2 separate regions of the Homo sapiens genome follow, and region 2 is linked to region 1. Evidence: read pairs that join two places in POLR2A ChIA-PET (ENCODE). Cell type or tissue: PC-9. All regions are shown on one strand. Each heading gives the region's core, and the rest is flanking DNA. Links, peaks and the distances in the headings are about the cores only. Region 1 holds the start of TM4SF4 (transmembrane 4 L six family member 4). Region 2 overlaps ANKUB1 (ankyrin repeat and ubiquitin domain containing 1).

Region 1 (5,385 bases), core at 127-5,126:
CCTTTGGAAAATCACTTTTAACAATCTATTTTCATCATCCAGGTAAGCAAAGATGAAGACCTGAATTTTATTTGAATGCAAATGTGTGGAGACCCCTGTCTTCTTCCTGATATTCTGTGTGAATAGATGAGAATGCTCTGCTTTAAGACAAGCAGAAGAAGCCATGTCTTGTTCTTCTGCTAAGGGGCAGTTACTCATTTAACCTCTGTGTATGGCTTCTCTTGTCTCTTGTCACAAGTAGAAGGTTGTAACATCATTGAGGGCAGAAAGCAAGTCTTAGATTTATTTTATTCACAAGGACAGTATTTGGCACATTGGTGGACATACCATGCATGTAACAATACACTTATCGATTGCACTGAATTGACAGCTCTTCACCCATTTCAGGGTGAATGTCTTCTGCTCCTGTGCTTGTTAGCTGAGGAATTGACTTCCTGCATCACTGGAAGGAACCCCTAGACTTCCTGCTGCTTAGTCCCGTATGGTCAAACCTCACATCCGGTGAGGTCCATGGAGATAGTGCCCATATTCACATTCTTCTCCTTTTCTTCCCCCAAGGATCCCTCCTGTCTTTCTATCCCTTCCAGGGCTACTATTTGCTCTCACTTCTGAAGTCTCCATAGAAGGCTAGTGACAGAATGGGGCTTAGTGTCCTCAGCCACTTCCTTCTTGCTGTTTCTGAAAACAAGGGAGTTAGCCTTTTTGGTTTAAAGCCTTCACTGCTAAACACCCAGAGGAACAGAATAAGCAATAAACTATCAAGTAGGAGTATCACAAAAATGATTCCCAGAATCTCACACAATTTTCCCTTGCCCCCAAAGCAGTCTGTTGGTGACCTCCCTGCTACACTTCCAGAGAGTGAATTTCACCAAGGTTCCCATCCCCCCCACGATTCCCTCTCTCCAGATTAGATATTCTACTTCTTGCCTGGAGGTCTGAAGGCACAATTAATAATTGAACAATTAATGAGTTAGTCACTATCCAAGTGTTTGAAGTCTGAAGTGGTCAGGGCATTCCAGGAAAGTGACTGTTTTTCAGTGTTTCTCTTCCTCTACCCAGGAAATAAGTTACCTCAGGCTTGAAAGAAAACTGAAGTGTGGTCCACAATATTTCTTACTTTCATCTAGTCACTCAGACAGTATACATGGGTAACTCCAGTTGTGCATCTGAAAAATCTAGGACAACAGGGCTAGTGTTGGTCAAATGCCATGATGGTAACTTCTAGAAGCAAACGGTGTAGTCCAGGGAGAAAGGAGAAAGCTGCCCAGTCCCCAGAGAGAAGCTGCCTAGCTCTAAGTAGCATATGCATTTGATTAACCCAATCCACTCACCCCCAGGACTGTTGCCTTTAGAGTTCATATGCTCAAGACTCCCTGTCAGAAGCCAGTGGGTTATAAATAAAGTTCATTTGCACCTGCCTGGAGTGTTGGAAAACAGCTGTCAGCACAGTGATGACAGCCCTTGTTTGCTTCTGGTGGAAACACAGCTGGTTTTCTTTTTCTTCCTTTTGCTTGTCTGTATATCCAATTTTTCTACCAAAAAAAGTCACATTATTTTGTAATAAGGAATAAAATCACAGTTTGTTGTTGTGTTCAGAAGGGTCTCCTACTGTGTGCATATACCTCACACACAGTGTCATTCTATTGTTTATATTTAAAAGATGATGTTTTGTTGTTTGTTTGTTTTCAAAAAGGAAAATCTATGAGAGAGAACATAGCCTGGGTTTTGGCAACACAGAGCTGGAGAGGAGGTAGGCTAATGGGTATGAACATACAGTTAGCCAAAGGGATAACCTCTGTTGTTTGACATTACAGTAAAGTGACCATGGTTAGTGATAATGTATTATAGATTGCAAAGTAGCTAGAAGAGAGGACTTAAATTGTTCCCAGCACATAGAAATGATCAATATTCAGTGATGGATACCCCCAAATACCCTGGCTTAATCACTACATATTCTACACATGTAAAATATCACACGTACCCCATAAATGTGTAAAATAGTATGTATAAATAAAAAATAAAATCTTAGCTCTTCTTCTTATGCTGAGATGAGCTTGCAAAAATCACTTTGAGCAGAAGCATCCCCACTTGTGAAGGGGGCATGACACCTTCTTCACAGAAGGGTGAAGAACATTTAAGGTGCTCATTCGTGCTTGGAGTATTATGCATGGCTCAATAAACATTTGCTGTTTTTCTGCTTTCTTTCTCATCCTGACCCTGAGATTTCTAAGTATCTTTATAAAGCAACCAGTACTCATTTCTTAGAAATTTTAGAAGGAGCCTCAACATTTTTCCAGTCTGACTTTTCTGGAATCCTTCCCACAGCTTCCCTTTCCAAGGGCCTCTGAGCCTTGGCAAAGCCCAGTCCATGGCTTCCTTGTGAGCAGGTGGCCTATTCCACGGTAGGACAGGTCTTACCATGGTAATAATGTCACTTGCTTTTTATTTAGCTAAAATTTGACTCCCTAAAATATTCGACCTATTTTAACCTCTAGATTCTCAATGAAGAACTAGTAAGACTTCCAGTTCCACCTCTTAATCCTTCAGCTGTTATGTAATACCAGTACCAGGCAGGGCCATCGCATAATGTAGAGCTTGGTCCAGGCGTGGCAGAGAACTTCTTAAGTGACACAAAGCAAATGAATGAATCATGCCCCTGGCAGTTGGCAAACTTTCTAATAGGGGTGTGTTTTACTGCCTCCTGCACTCTATAACTGCTCTTCCAACTGTGTCTTCTCCCCAGTCAACTCATCAGGACCTTTTCTCTCCCTCTCTACCAATGCTGACCTTCCTTTCCCCTTAGCCTTAGTGGATGATGGTTTCTTTATTCCTATATGGAAGACATAGCTGAGAAAGTTGATTAGGAAAACTGTTTTTGCTAATTCCATCACATCGTGTAGGGAAAAGATAGAACTTAATTACTTAATTGCGTAACAAGTAGAGAAACACAGCAATCAGACAATAAAATGAACAGTAGCTTTTTGCCTTAAACAATTCTTTTAAGTCTGAGCTCAATGATACACAACTAGACCATCAAATTATTTTGATATTGAGGAAAACAGAAGCTCTTTTGGATAACCCTGAATTCCAGGCTTTCAGTGGAAAAGACAAAGACACGCACTGTACACCATTAAGTACTTGGGAGACATGATTTTAACCAGGATGTAACTCAATTATATTAGTGATTTATAAAGAGTCTGGAGAAAATATTTCTTTATTTGGGCATGGGCACTGTCAGATTAAAGGTGCAGTGGTTCTAAATGCTGTTTGTTCCAGCCCTGTCTTCGATTGCAACAATGTGAGTGTCTTGTCTGTGCTGGTGGATTATTAACAGAGGTTATTGGTCTCCATGGCAAAACGATTGAATGATTGCTCTGAACGTAATCTCATTTATGGGGGTGCAAAAAACAAAGCACTTCAGGTCAGGGAGAATGTATAAATGTCCATTGCCATCGAGGTTCTGCTATTTTTGAGAAGCTGAAGCAACTCCAAGGACACAGTTCACAGAAATTTGGTTCTCAGCCCCAAAATACTGATTGAATTGGAGACAATTACAAGGACTCTCTGGCCAAAAACCCTTGAAGAGGCCCCGTGAAGGAGGCAGTGAGGAGCTTTTGATTGCTGACCTGTGTCGTACCACCCCAGAATGTGCACTGGGGGCTGTGCCAGATGCCTGGGGGGGACCCTCATTCCCCTTGCTTTTTTTGGCTTCCTGGCTAACATCCTGTTATTTTTTCCTGGAGGAAAAGTGATAGATGACAACGACCACCTTTCCCAAGAGATCTGGTTTTTCGGAGGAATATTAGGAAGCGGTGTCTTGGTGAGTAGGGAAGCTTAAAATCCCCCTAAGGGAGATTTTCCCTTCCCCACAATCCTTTTTAAATCAGGTACTTATTGAACAGGGAGATATTTAGTTGGTAATAGAAGCTCAAGCATTGCATGGTGAGAGGTCAATGCCTTAATTTTTTTCTCGTTTCTGTTAGGATCTGACAAGGACACGTCAGCTAAATTTACTAAGTAATTAATCTCTAAGCTTGGGCTGACAGTTCTCATGGGTCATTTGAGTCCCATGAACCGAAGTGAAGGTCGCATAGTTTCTTGATTCCAACAAGATAGTGCCCAAAACAATAACAACAACAAACCCACGATGCAAACCCACTAGAAAAGCAAATTGACTTAAAACCACCATGAGAAGCTGTTGTCAGTGTGGTCGTCTTCCACTTAGGACCTAATGATTTCTTTACCTCTGGTTTCCAATAGAATTGGGAACCTCCGTTTGAGAGAGTGAAAGGGAGAGAGACTCACTCTTCATGACAATTGAGGAAAAGTTTGTTATTCTTTTTTCTAACACACCATCTAAATGGAAACTCAGATTTTGAAATCTTGCCTCATTGAAGCTGGTTAGTCAGCCCAAATGGAATCTAAGTACTCCATAACACTCCATTACCCCTCCAGCCATGCTCTGTTACTTTGCCATTCCCTTTGGGCCTCCAAATCCCTCATTGTGGATGGGGCTCCTTATACAGTCAGGCAGGCTCGGGCCCTCCCTTCAACTCCTGGACTCTCTCTGAGGTGCCTCTTCTCCTGGTAGATGATCTTCCCTGCGCTGGTGTTCTTGGGCCTGAAGAACAATGACTGCTGTGGGTGCTGCGGCAACGAGGGCTGTGGGAAGCGATTTGCGGTGAGTTACCATGGGGGGCAGCTACTAGAATTACTCCAGGGTGCTCTGTGCTTTTGTGCTGGGCAGCATGGGGATGGAGACAAGTTATCAGCTCCAGCCAGGACTCTGGGAGCAGCTGGTGAAGGGATAAAACTGTGATTTTTCCTGCCAGTGTGAAATAATAATAATTTTCCAAAATACCATAGCCCTCATACTTATAGGGTATGAATATTGTATTAGATTTTACAAACCGACAGGGATGTCAGAACTGGAGATTCAGAGGGGTCCCATATACAGAATGCAAGCCTGGAAGGCAGAGATGAAGCTGCAGCATTCCTCTGCCACTGAGAGGCCATAAGAACTTGGACAAGTCATTTCCCTTTTCTGGCCCTGAATTGCCTCATCTGCAAAGGGGACTTGGGACAGGACAAAAGATGGTATCCTCCCCTCCCCAGTAGGCTTCTAGGTTCCTCACTCACACCACTTCCATGTTCTCTATTTCTGAGGCCCAGCGCCTCTGGCTTCCACCAGGCTCTGCTTCAGGACTTCTGTTTCCTCTCTTGTTTCATGCGGCCATCGATCTTGAACTAGAGACGTTAGGCATCAAAGTTCCAGAGTGCAGTGGAAAGAATGCTGGGACATGGGGACAGGACCCATTCTGCAATTGAGCAAGTCATTCTACTGCTCTGCCTCCCTTTGCTCATGTATAAAGCAGGAAGCTGGAC
Region 2 (5,385 bases), core at 94-5,093, 310 kb after region 1:
GGGGGCTCCAACCTGTCAATGCTGTCTTGCCCCTCCTTTGTTTCCTTCCTCTATTTCTTCCATCAGAATCCCTCTCTGGTTCCTCCAGGGCCCCCCCAGTCCTGCAGACTTATAATAAATTAAATGCTCCTCTCCCACATAACACATTGCAGTAATATGGTCAACATGCAGACCTTTTTCAAAAAGCCTTTGAGGAGTGATGTTACTGATGAAATTTAAGGCTGCAGTACTTTGATCTAGGGCCCATTTCAGTGACTGAAGTGATTAGGAACAGTTTCAGTCCCTCTGTGGCTGTGCATGAAGCCAGATCAGCAAGCTGAGCTGCCCACTGAGCCTAAAGTGCTTAGAACAATTTTTCATGATAGTTTCTCATAAACACATGCAATACAAATTTAAAGGACATAGGATTGACTCTTTCACTTTTGCCACGCCGTGCTTTCCTATGGTTCCATAAGGGAAGTATCTGTTCAAGCTAATGTAGATAATATTTACGGGCAGGCAGAAATTCCTATGAAAACTGAATAAAAAGATAGTGGGAAAGAGAGAAAAATTATATTTTATGTAATAGCTCTTTTTTATTTCTTTAAAAATTCCTAATTTATATTTAGAATTAAATGCAAATAACAAATTAAATGCAAACAAATGACAAAATAAATCCAAATAGAATAACATGCAAACAAAATAACAGAGTCCCAAGTCACTCTTTAAAAAAAAAATTTTTTTTTAGAGTCTAGGGCTCACTATGTTGCCCAGGCTGGTCTTGAACTTCTGGGCTCAAGCAGTCTCCCACCTCCTGAGTAGCTGGGGAAAGAATTCTCCTCCATTCCCAGCTCTCAAGTCACTCTTAAGTTAACTAGGTGTGTGAGGTTAGATAAGTTAAAAAGAAGCTTCTCAGAATATGAATAATCGTATACTTATATCTATAAAGATAAGCATGTATAACTTAGTATACATATAACTGACTCTGGAACAAGTAATAAGGGAGAACTGCAAAATATCTGGCAATTTTTTTGAGATAGGGTCTCACTCTGTTGCCCAGGCTGAAGTACAGTGGCACTATCAGAGCTCACAGTAACCTCAAACTCCTAGACTCAAGCAATCCTCCCACCTCAGCCTCCCAAGTACAGGCACTCACCACCAAACCCAGCTACATTTTAAATTCTTATTTGTAGAGACAGGGCCTAGCTATGTTGTCCAGGCTGGTCTGGACCCCCTGGCCTCAAGCAATCCATCCACCTCAGCCTCCCAAAGTATTGGGATTACAGGAGTGAGCTTCTGTGCCCAGCTGATCTGACAATCTTTAGATGAAAATAAAAAGTGCAAGGAAGAAAATATTACTAATTATTAATGAAGCCAGGTTCTTAAGTCTCAAGAAAATTAACACCTACTGAGTCTGTTCATTTTTTTTTTAAGCGCTCAGGAACTTTTTATCACATAAATAAATAATAAATGTTGAATGACATCCCAGGCCTTTTTAATCAATAATGTATCTGGATAATAGTTCTCATTGCACTTTTTAACTCTACATACTCACCTTTGTATAAACCTTGTTTTTATGGGAAAACCCATTTTGAGTTCTAGTGAGGCACATTAGTTGTCGATATTTTCTAATTTGGTTGTATGACGAGGGAGTAGGTAGATGCCAATTAATAGCAACTTGCTAATCCACCTTATCCACATAAGAGAAGGCATCTCTACCTCTCTGTCTATATGATACTCCTCCCCAAGTATTCTGAATCACAGAAGGCTGGTCAGTCACAACCAACGAAGTCAGACGCTATTAAATAATAATACCACACACAAATCATTGTTGGACATGTACAAAATTAGACTTTTTCCTTTATAAACAAACTGAGATGCAAACAAACCAACCCAAGAGATATACACAAAGTATCTTACTTTTCAATAAAAACAAATACGTTCTATCTCATGAGAATAATTCCATGCTTACCTTCAAAAAACAAATGCAAACTTACTGTAAATTCATACATGTACTTTAACAATAAGAAAGGAAAAGCTAAACAGAACTGACTGAAAGAAAACAAGTTAATGAAAGTTTTGAATGTACTGCTGTATTTTTTCTCAAGTTCTGCTTTTTTATATTTTGCTGTTTTGGAGTTACAGCACTAAGTAAGCAGAAGCTTGCTGAACTATTCCAGAGTGAACAAAAGGGGAAGTAATATTTGTTTTTGTTGAACCAAATGAATTCCAGTGAGATGTCTCCATAAACTTCTCCTCTTGTGTGGTAGTCATTCTGGAGAGATTATCCATGGAGTCTTGGACACTGAATTGGAACACCTTTCTTCACCAGATTCTTTTCATACCTTTTGTTATGACTCATCTTAGAAAAGAGGGCCATTTTTAAGAAACATGCTTTCATGTGTAAATTTTAAAGAAACATGTTTATACATGTTTTTGTGTATAAAAATGCATAAATGTAAAACCACATATATTGGATTTTGGTGTTTATACATTAACAGTACCTCTCGAAAGCTAAAATGTTTATCATTTTGAATCAAATTTAGACTTGTCAAGATAGTACAAACTTCTCTAACTTATCTGATAAACATCTACTCAATGGTACTACAGTTAACTCAATCTCTCAGCATAAAACAACTTTTCACAACATTCCAGGGATGTCAGGAGGGATTAACTATGTTTTGACCCCAGCACTTGGTTGGTACAAGTCTGGTTATAGAAGGAGGCAGGGAAACCAGAAGGAGTCCTAGGGAGGCTGAGCCCATTTCACGCTCTGAAAAGCACAACCTGCTGGATAGTTGCCCCCTTTGCAGTAGAGCATGGACATGTGACAGGGTGCTCCCAATCAGACCTACCTATCCACCCCAACTTTGAATTACGAGCCAATAAGGCAGAGAAGCAACAGACACAGGAAAGTCTCTAGGCAATGGCATTTCTGAAGTTGCCGGCCTGGCAGCAGGGCTGGCAGCATGTCCAGTGCCTGTTTTGAGGGCTCAGTGTTGCCTGTAGTGGTGACCTTCCCAGATTAGTTCTGGGGCGTGCTTTAGATGTTGTTTCTGGCTGCATAATCTCTAAGACTGATTCTCCAATCTTCCGAAAACTACTCAATAGCTTTTCAATACTTATTTTCTGCTTAAATTATCTAGACTTTGTTTCTGCTGCTTCCAACTAAGAACCATGATGTTGGTCAGGGGAAAAGCCAAGAATACTGGGGAGTGCTTTGCCCTAAGAGTAGAGAAAAATGGGATATGCCACAGTAAGGGAGAGAATGGATCCCTGAAATGCATCTCAGTACCTTGCTATGAATTGCAGACAATCATATACCATCTTGTTAATTTCCATACTTTACCTCTCAAACCTTTATCAATTCATTTATTTAATACCTATTTATGTACAGCCTACTATATATCTTATCTAGTACTATTCTAAGCACTGGGTGAAAACAGTGGACAAAACTTAAGCAATCGTTTCCATGATAACACAGGTTAAAATGAAGGGGGCAAAAGTGATAGTGCCTCTGCATGTTGTACAAAAACATACACTTTTGCAGTGCCTCATGCTATGGTTTATAGGAACACAGTGAACCGCAACACCATCAGCAATAAATCGTCAGGACTGGCTCCTGTATTAATAGAAATTGGAGGTATATACCATAGAAAATATTGATTATGGCTTCCGTAAGAGTTCTTTTCCAAAGAAGGAAAAGTTAATACAATGTTCTTTATTATTATTATTATTATTTATTACATTTTAAGTTCTAGGGTACATGTGCACAACGTGCAGGTTTGTTACATATGTATACATGTGCCATGTTGGTGTGCTGCACCCATTAACTCGTCATTTACATTAGGTATATCTCCTAATGCTGTCCTTCCCCCTTCCCCCAACCCCACGACAGGCCGCAGTGTGTGATGTTCCCCACCCTGTGTCCAAGTGTTCTCATTGTTCAGTTCCTACCTATGAGTGAGAACATGTGGTGTTTGGTTTTCTATCCTTGCCATAGTTTGCTGAGAATGATGGTTTCCAGCTTCATCCATGTCCCTACAAAGGACATGAACTCATCCTTTTTTATGGCAGCATAGTATTCCATGGTGTATATGTGCCACATTTTCTTAATCCAGTCTATCACTGATGGACATTTGGGTTGGTTCCAAGTCTTTACTGTTGTGAATAGTGCTGCAATAAACATACATGTGCATGTGTCTTTATAGCAGCATGATTGATAATCCTTTGTATATATACCCAGTAAAGAGATGGCTGGGTCAAATGGTATTTCCAGTTCTAGATCCTTGAGGAATCTCCATACTGTCTTCCACAATGATTGAACTAGTTTACAGTCCCACCAACAGTGTAAAAGTGTTCTTATTTCTCCACATCCTCTCCAGCACCTGTTGTTTCCTGACTTTTTAATGATCACCGTTCTAACTGGTGTGAGATGGTATCTCATTGTGGTTTTGATTTGCATTTCTCTGATGGCCAGTGATGATGAGCTTTTATTTATTTATTTATTTATTTATTTTTTGAGACAGAGTCTCGCTTTTTCGCCCAGGCCAGAGTGCAGTGGTGCTATCTCGGCTCACTGCAAGCTCCACCTCCTGAGTTCACACCATTCTCCTGCCTCAGCCTCCCCGGTAGCTGGGACTACAGGCACCCGCCAACGCGCCCGGCTAATTTTTTGTACTTTTAGTAGAAACGGGGTTTCACTGTGTTAGCCAGGATGGTCTCGAGCTCCTGACCTCATGATCTACCCACCTCGACCTCCCAAAGTGCTGGGATTACAGGCGTGAGCCACCGCTCCCAGCCTGATGAGCATTTTTTCATGTGTCTTTTGGCTGCATAAATGTCTTCTTTTGAGAAGCATCTGTTCATGTCCTTTGCCCACTTTTTGATGGGGTTGTTTGATTTTTTCTTGCAAATTTGTTTAAGTTCTTTGTAGATTCTGGATATTAGCCATTTGTCAGATGGGTAGATTGTAAAAATTTTCTCCAATTCTGTAGGTTGCCTCTTCACTCTGATGGTAGTTTCTTTTGCTGTGCAGAAACTCTTTGGTTTAATTAGATCCCATTTATCAATTTTGGCTTTTGTTGCCATTGCTTTTGGTGTTTTAGTCATGAAGTCCTTGCCCATGCCTATGTCCCGAATGGTATTGCCTAGGTTTTCTTCTAGTGTTTTTATGGTTTTAGGTCTAACATTTAAGTCTTTAATCCATCTTGAATTAATTTTTGTATAAGGTGTAAGGAAGTTTCAACTTTCTACTTTGGCTAGCCAGTTTTCCCAGCACCATTTATTAAATAGGGAATGCTTTCCCCATTTCTTGTTTTTGTCAGGTTTGTCAAAGATCAGATGGTTGTCAATGTGTGATATTATTTCTGAGGGCTCTGTCTTGTTCCATTGGTCTATATATCT

Evidence for each region. ChIA-PET counts read pairs that join two places held together with the same protein. Peaks named below come from ENCODE experiments on the same cell type or tissue, not always from the same donor. Only the 100,000 strongest peaks of a DNase experiment are listed, where the experiment ranks them.
Region 2: POLR2A ChIA-PET joins it to region 1 with 5 read pairs; 2 of 35 experiments call an interaction of 5 or more read pairs at or near these places.

The regions. Positions count from the first base shown.
Region 1 is chr3:149,471,232-149,476,616 of GRCh38, forward strand. It overlaps TM4SF4 (transmembrane 4 L six family member 4), which reads left to right and starts at 3,466. Exons shown (of 5, transcript NM_004617.4): 1 at 3,466-3,820; 2 at 4,592-4,681. The coding sequence starts at 3,647. In PC-9, for the core only: no CTCF peak of the experiment used is centred there; DNase peaks (open chromatin) are centred at 1,018 and 2,610; H3K4me3 peaks cover 279 bases; H3K27ac peaks cover 2,532 bases.
Region 2 is chr3:149,781,553-149,786,937 of GRCh38, forward strand. All of the region lies in intron 2 of ANKUB1 (ankyrin repeat and ubiquitin domain containing 1), which reads right to left. Among named protein-coding and RNA genes, the nearest start is that of ANKUB1, 8.3 kb to the right of the region's middle. In PC-9, for the core only: no CTCF peak of the experiment used is centred there; a DNase peak (open chromatin) is centred at 2,199; H3K27ac peaks cover 1,364 bases.